Regions from separate parts of the Mus musculus genome. Here all the other regions are linked to region 1. Evidence: chromatin loops called from intact Hi-C (ENCODE). Cell type or tissue: heart. All regions are shown on one strand. Region 1 has its middle 13 kb from the start of Gm46508. Region 2 overlaps Nipbl (NIPBL cohesin loading factor). Region 3 holds the start of Gm49249 (a long non-coding RNA gene).

Region 1 (2,500 bases):
TTTGACTCCACATCTATCCTCCAAGTGCTTACTACTAGATTGCATAGCAAGCTTCTCTCTCTCTCTCTCTCTCTCTCTCTCTCTCTCTCTCTCTCTCTCCATTGTCTGTTACCAGAGAGCTACTTCTAAACATCACACAGATGCAGACATTTAACAAGGCTGCAGTATTTCTCAAAGCAATCTCCCTTTGTACAATGTTATTTGTTCTTTTGTTTTTGATGGGGTCTTTCAAAAGCCAGACTGGTTTCACTCATTTTGTCGGCAAACACCTTGAATTCAGGGTCCTCCAGCCCCCCAAGTTTGGTGTGCTGGGATTAGGGAAGTGGCTAGGTTATTACACCAGGTCTATGATGTGGTGGGGAATCCTCAGTTCAGGACTTCATGCCTGCTAGGCACACTACCAACTGCGCCCCACCTCCAGATGCCTTCCGGGCAACCGTTGAACCAAGTGAGCCGACAGGGGAGGTCGCTGATCAAAGAGTCTTGTTAAGAGTTTGAAGGCAGAAAAGAGTTCTATAGCAAGCCTGGAGATTCTATCCAAAACCAGTTCTCAAGAAGCTGCTGGGCAGTGGACCGTACACGGCAGATGCAAGGTTAAATATAACCAAAGCATCACAACTTACACACAGATCAAAGAACCAAAACAATCCCTGAACCCTGGCCACCGCAACGCCTGCTGGGCACGCCTGCAGACCCAAGTACTGTGTGCACATACTCCCCCCACCCCACCCCCGGGAGCCCGCCCCGTCCCTTCTTCAGTCGCCCCAAGCTTGATCTCAGGGACGCAGCTGCCGCCAGGTGCGTTGGGATGCCCCACCCTCTCCGGTTGGAGAGCAGACAGACCGGTTCTACTTGTCTTGCTAAGGTGAAGACAACAGACCGACTACAGACAACTGAAGGCGGGCGAGGCCCCGCTGTCTCCCTCCTCCCTCGCATCCTTCTAGCCTCTCTCTGAACTTTTCTACCTGACATTCGCGCTACTAGCTGAAAGCGAGTCCCCAGCCCAGCAGCCTGCCGAGCACCGTCTCCAGCGACGGCTGCGAAACTGTTCGACTCCAAACACAAACACCAGCCCCTGACATGTTTTAAGAAACGCTCCAGTTGGATGAGTGCGGAACCAAAACAGACCAAATCGGGAGGCAGGGAGGGAAGGCAAGCAATTGGCCCAATTCGGTTGGAGCAGCGGGGCTCGTGTTACACTCCCTTTGCCAGTTAGCGTCGTGGGCGTTTGTTGCTGTGTTAATTACAGTTCTTCCCGGAGTCGGAGGCGAGAACAGCCCTCGTGGAAGCGTTTCAAGTGGAACGCTCCACCAGGAAGCAAACAACTGCTTTCCTGCCCAGCTGGGAGGGATTCCACCCGGCAGCGAAGGGCGGGGCTGCGGGCGCGTCCTGCCGGGCTGTGCGCACGCGCACTGCGGGGCTGAGCGCACCTGCCTGCGGTTAGCATCGCTCTGGCCACCGGCTCCGGCGGCGCCCGGGTGCAGAGAAGCCAAGAAGGTGCAGCGGAGCAACGGCTTCTCCCCACCCCCCCTCCCACCCCCACGGGGGGACCCAGTACTCCAGGGAGCCCGTGCTTTTCCCAGCCCCCCCCCCCGCGTTCTTGTTTTCTCTGGAGTTCCTGGGGAGTCAGTTCTGTTTTATCTTCTCGTGGGTGGCATGAGGATGGGAACAGGTGGCTCTGAAGGAATCGGGAACAAACCCGAGATAGCGCGGCAGGGTGGAAAGTACACGGCCTTCCAGATACAGTGAGCTGTCCCAAACTGGCTGCCCTTCGTCAAATATGTGACCTTGGGCAAAGTTGTTTCACTTTTTCTGAAAGGCTCCCAGAAGCTCGTACGTAACTTCACAAGAGGAGGTGCTTGTTTGTGCTATTGACTCTATTGCTGGAACACACACGTCACTATATAAACGTCACCTGTAGAGAAGTAAGCAGGGGCTGGGCACATAGTTCATTTGGTAGACTGCCTTCCTAGCAAGCACTGTGCTTTGTGTATGGGCCTCAGTACCACATAAAATCTCGAGTCCTCTCAGCGCAGGGGGTGATCAGGAGTTCAAGGCCATCCTTAACAGCACAGAGGCCAGCAAAAGCAAAACACAAACAAACAAAACCTTTTTTTTTTTTTTTTTTGGTTTTTCGAGACAGGGTTTCTCTGTATAGCCCTGGCTGTCCTGGAACTCACTTTGTAGACCAGGCTGGCTGGAACTCAGAAATCCGCCTGCCTCTGCCTCCCAAGTGCTGGGATTAAAGGCGTGCGCCACCACCTTTGTTTAAAGGCTTCAAACAAAACCTTTTAATGTTGCCATTCTATACATGAGAAAGTTACTTCCTAAAGATGTTAATGAATGTATATATATATATATATATATATATATACATATATATACACACACACACAAACAGACATACATACACACACATATGTATACATACACATATACATACATATGTATATGTACAAATACACACACATGTATACATACAAATGTATATATATATATG
Region 2 (2,500 bases), 190 kb before region 1:
GCATAGTTAGGGCGAGGGAGAGGGCTGAATTGGAAAGCTGTCTGTCTGCATGGAAGCCGAGCACTGGGACAGGCACAGGTGAGCAGATCCTGGAGGGAAGAGGAAGCAAAGTCTAAATGGCAAGCTCAAAGGTCACTAAGAGATCCTGCTTCAAAATGTGGGGACAAGTTTTGAAGAAGACATCCCTTTATCAACCACTGGTCTTCACACACATCTGTATGGGCAGGACTCACACAGGCACACACATACACCCTCATATATTTGATTACTCTAGTTAATATTATGTTTAATTTTATAAATGGCCTCAAGTCCATTTGAAAACAAGGTGCAGAGGTAAGTAAGTAAATCTACCCTGCACTGTGTGATCATTTCACACGAGTCACAAGAGTCTCCCTTCAGATTCTCCTTCCCATCTACTACTCAAGACCGGATTCTTTTTCGCATTTTACTCATCGCAGATGAACAGATCTTTCTCAAATCCTAGCTCAACATCAAAGTTATCAATCAGCACCTCCTGTGAAAATCTATTTCCTTTCCAACATTTTGCTTTTCTAGAATTCCCAATTACCATCATGAAGTAACAACAGTATAAAATGGGACAGAGCTATTTGGGACACCTGCTTTACCTTTAGTAGCTCCCTGCAATCACCACACTACATACTGAGAATGTTTATGTATATATGCCTAAACCATGTAGCTTTATGTTACTATGTATAATGAACTGTACAGACACAACGCAGAAGCGTACACTTACGCTACTGAACTTATTATAGAGGGAAAAGTTACCACTAAGCAAGTCAGGTTGGGATTGTCAGTTTTCCAAGAGCAGTTTAAAAAGAAGTTGTGCTTGCTAAGGAACAAAATAATAAACACTTGCTTTCCTGACACCCCCCCCCCCAATTATTTCATGTGAACTGACTTTAAATAGTTATAGCTGAATATAGTTAGGATCAAGTAGCTAGACAAAAGCCTGGCCATCTCAATATATAAACATACAAACTACATCAGGAAAAACTAGTCTTGAATCCCAGAGTAACTTTGAAATTTATAGAGTGGAGTTTTGGGATGTAGCTCAGTTGGTAGAACCATTGATGAGCATGCATGAAGCCCAGGATTCCGTCCCTAGCACCTCAAAAATAGGGTATAGTAAGCACATACTAAAACTGGGAAATCAAAGAAGCCCTCTGCTACACAGAGCTACATGAGACCCTGTCTCAAAATGATAAGAAATTAAATTAAATTACAAAGATTTCATAGAAGATGTGTCAAAGTGCTACTACAGTTTAGTTTGGTAGTCTATCTTCCCCCCAACATAAAAATAATTTGTCCTTTTAATACTGCAAAAGAAATATGTGCTCTGCACCCCCTAATTAAGACTACTGTAAAAGGTTTCTTAAACAGAGATGGTATTAGAAGTATAAAATAAAGCCACTATTTTATTTCTTTCGAATTAAGTTCCAGTTTTAAAAGTATAACAGTAAAGACTTAACTCTCAGGTTTGAAGCAAAACCTGCTTGAATGATAATCTGCAATCTAAGAACGCCACAAGAGGGCACACTTTCAACTATTGTAAGTGGGAAAGTAAAAAACTTAATAAACTACTGTGAGGAAAGTTGGCCAATTTTTTCCAAACTGATGACTCAACATCATTAGAAAGCAAGAAGTGATGAAGTGTGTAATGTTTTGTTTAAGCACTCACACAGCGAAACTTTTTTTGATGCATGCAAAATTAAGAAAAACTTAGATATACAGTAACTTCTGTATTAATATTAAATTACAAGTAGTCTTAGCCTTGTGGTGGCATCTAGCTGTCTTAAGAGTCATTCCCTTTTCATGCCTAACCTCTGGATATGGTCTTTACAGGTTCACTCTCCCCTTTGTTGTTTCAGCTAATCTCATCCCTGTTGGATCCTGGGAGCCATCCACCCTTCTCAAAAATTCTAACCCAGAATTGCTCCTGTCTAAAGGAAATATAGGGACAAAGAATGGAGCAGAGACTGAAGGAAAGGCCATCCAGAGACTGCCTCACCTGGGGATCCAACTCATATGCAGCCACCAAACCCAGTCATCATTGCCAATGCCAAGAAGTGCTTGCAGACAGGAGCCTGATATGGCCGTCTCCTGAGATGCCCTGCCAGAGCCTAATACAGACTCGGATGCTTGCACCCAACCACTGGACTGAGCACACGGTCCCCAATGGAGGAGTTAGGGGGAGGACTGAAGGAGCTGAAGGGGTTTGCAACCCCATAGGAAGAACAACAATATCAACCAACTAGACCCCCCAGAGCTCCCAGGGACTAAACCACCAACCAAAGAGTACACATGGAGGGATCCATGGCTCTAGTCCCATATGTAGCAGAGGATGGCCTTATCATCAATGGGAGGAGAGGCCCTTGGTTCTGTGAAGGCTTGATCCCCCAATGAGGAAAATGCTAGGGCGGTGAGGCGGGAGTGAGTGGGTGGGTGGGTGGGTAGGGGAGCACCCTCATAGAAGCCGGGA
Region 3 (2,500 bases), 57 kb before region 1:
CATTCTAGACTCTTTTTTTTCTTTCTTTCTTTTTTTTTTTTTTTTTTTTTTTCCCGAGACAGGGTTTCTCTGTGTAGCCCTGGCTGTCCTGGAACTCACTCTGTAGACCAGGCTGGCCTTGAACTCAGAAATTCACCTGCCTCTGCCTCCCAAGTGCTGGGATTAAAGGCGTGCCCTGACCTCTTTTTTATTTTGTTTATATATTTATATATAAAAATGAATATATATTCCTAAACACATAAATAGAGCCATCACAGTCTATATAATGTTACTTGTGTGTCTATAATTCAGGGCTGACCACTCAGTATTGGATAGCCTGTTGGTGTGCTCTTCCCTGGGGAAGACTATTTCTTCTGTTCTCCGTATTCCTTAGTAGCCTGTATTTCTTTTTTTTTTTTTAAAGATTTATTTATTTATTATATGGAAATACATTGTAGCTGTCTTCAGACACTCCAGAAGAGGGAGTCAGATCTCGTTACGGATGGTTGTGAGCCACCATGTGGTTGCTGGGATTTGAACTCTGGACCTTTGGAAGAGCAGTCGGGTGCTCTTACCCACTGAGCCATCTCACCAGCCCCGCCTGTATTTCTTTATGTGATGTTCACACCCTTCAGTCTTTCTCCTATACACACATTAGCATATCTATTGGTATAATCCTTGTTCCGGTAGAACTATTCTTAACAACATTTGCTAAATTGGCGGAAGAAATTATTCAATAAAAGTGGTTATCTAGCAGGTACAGGATGTGAAATCAATCAGAAGGCTGCCACTTGAAATCTTCACGATTCTTGATCTTATAATATTGATACATTTGGATGTATCAATGATAGAATATTGCTCACAAGAAAGTAAGAGAGTAACCATTGATGAATCACAAGATAAAGAAAGAAAATAGCATGGAAATTCAGAAAAGGATGAGCCCAGGAGAGCTGCCCTTTATATTGAGGGCTCAACGGAACTCACTGTCAGCTGGATCTGGAATTAGAAGACCTGGGTTAGGACCTGGTATGGCTCTGGCCCTGAACACATTTATTCTGAAAAGACCTCTCACTGTTTGCCCTCAGATCTATTTATTGCCCTCTCTGTTTCACAGTAGAATGCGTATGTTGGTAGTGTGGAGGTGGAGTTAGGGGAGAAGTCTCATTTCTTTGTGATTCTGTTGATTTGTTCGCTCTCCACCCAACTCATATGCTGAAATTCTAACCCCTGTTGGTGACAATATTTGGAAACAGCGTCTTTTGGAAGATTAATGAGGTCAGAAAAGTAGGGGCTGTTTCAGCAACTTTTGTTATTGCTGTGAACAAATACTTGACCAGAAGCAACTCAAAGGAGGAAGGGTTTGTTTGGACCATGGTTTGTGGGGTTGGGGTGTGGGAGGCTGTGGAAGCTGTGGAGCAGCTTCAAGCTGCGGCTTCAGGAGCAGGAGGCGGCTTACTCACTTCCGGGCTTATCGCCATGAAATTGAGGCAACAGGAAACGAGGCCACTCTATAAAATCTTAGACTCTCTCGCCCAGTGACCCACTTCCTCTCTCTAGTCTCCACTTCCCAAAGATCCCACAGTCTCCTAAAATAGTGACAGCAGCTGAGAATCAAAGGATGAAACGCTCGAGCCTTTTCACACTAAAACTTTGATGGATCCCTAATCTGACGGGGCCATGGTTTTATAAAAAGAAAAAAAAAGACGTGTATAGGTCTCTTTTGAACACACAAAGATACAGCAAGAAGACAGCTGTCTCCAAGCTAGAAAGAGCCGGCACACTGACCTTCAACTTCACAGCCCCTGAAACTGTAAGTAGAAGATGTCTGCTGTTTAAACTGGCCAGGTCATTATTCTGTTACAGCAACCTAAACATACACAGGTGCTGGGTTCCTGTGTGGGCAATAGTGGCCACAAGGACACTGGGACAGGAAAAGAATAGAATTGCAGGGGTAGTTCTTCCCTTCTGGCTGCCTCAGCAGCACCTCCAGTAGCAGGTGTGGCTCTGGGATTCTAGTATCTACAGGTAAGTATCTTCTTGTCCTTGCAGCCCAGGGAACCAATAGCCATTGCTGGTACTGGATGCTGTTTATCTCCATCTCCTATGTTACCAATCCTTTCGTATTAAAGTCCCTTTGATATAAACAGATGCTTCCTGTTTGAAATTCGACTGAGATTAGAGTACATTTTGAGAAACGGTGAAAGCAGAGGCTGGAGAGATGGCTCAGCAGTCAAGAGCATTTACTGTTCTTGCAAAGGATGCCGGTCCCCCAATCCATATTCCCAGCACCTATGTTGGGCAGCTGGCCTGTAACTTCAGTTTCAGGAGATCTGATAACCTTTGTGCTCCTTGGACACCTGCATACATGTGACACATATAAACTCATTGAGGCACATGTACATACACTGAACAAAAATGTGAGAAAATGAAGTGGCCCTTAAAATAATATACCATGAAGCTATGCTATAATGTGCCGTTCAAGTAGTGGCAGCAGGCTAATCATTCACAGATGTCAGCCTGC

The links. A loop is a pair of places that touch in the nucleus more often than their neighbours do. Peaks named below come from ENCODE experiments on the same cell type or tissue, not always from the same donor. Only the 100,000 strongest peaks of a DNase experiment are listed, where the experiment ranks them.
Region 2: a loop joins it to region 1, with 2.9 times the contacts of the local background. A loop is called at or near these places in 4 of 42 quality-filtered maps.
Region 3: a loop joins it to region 1, with 2.0 times the contacts of the local background. A loop is called at or near these places in 3 of 42 quality-filtered maps.

The regions. Positions count from the first base shown.
Region 1 is chr15:8,568,018-8,570,517 of GRCm38, forward strand. No RefSeq gene overlaps it. Among named protein-coding and RNA genes, the nearest start is that of Gm46508, 13 kb to the right of the region's middle. In heart, no CTCF peak of the experiment used is centred here; a DNase peak (open chromatin) is centred at 1,234; H3K4me3 peaks cover 1,774 bases; H3K27ac peaks cover 989 bases; H3K27me3 peaks cover 906 bases.
Region 2 is chr15:8,380,850-8,383,349 of GRCm38, forward strand. All of the region lies in intron 1 of Nipbl (NIPBL cohesin loading factor), which reads right to left. Among named protein-coding and RNA genes, the nearest start is that of Nipbl, 62 kb to the right of the region's middle. In heart, a CTCF peak has its summit at 1,544 (motif pointing right); no DNase peak of the experiment used is centred here.
Region 3 is chr15:8,510,604-8,513,103 of GRCm38, forward strand. It overlaps Gm49249 (a long non-coding RNA gene), which reads left to right and starts at 626. Exons shown (of 3, transcript XR_003951627.1): 1 at 626-1,789. In heart, no CTCF peak of the experiment used is centred here; a DNase peak (open chromatin) is centred at 1,428.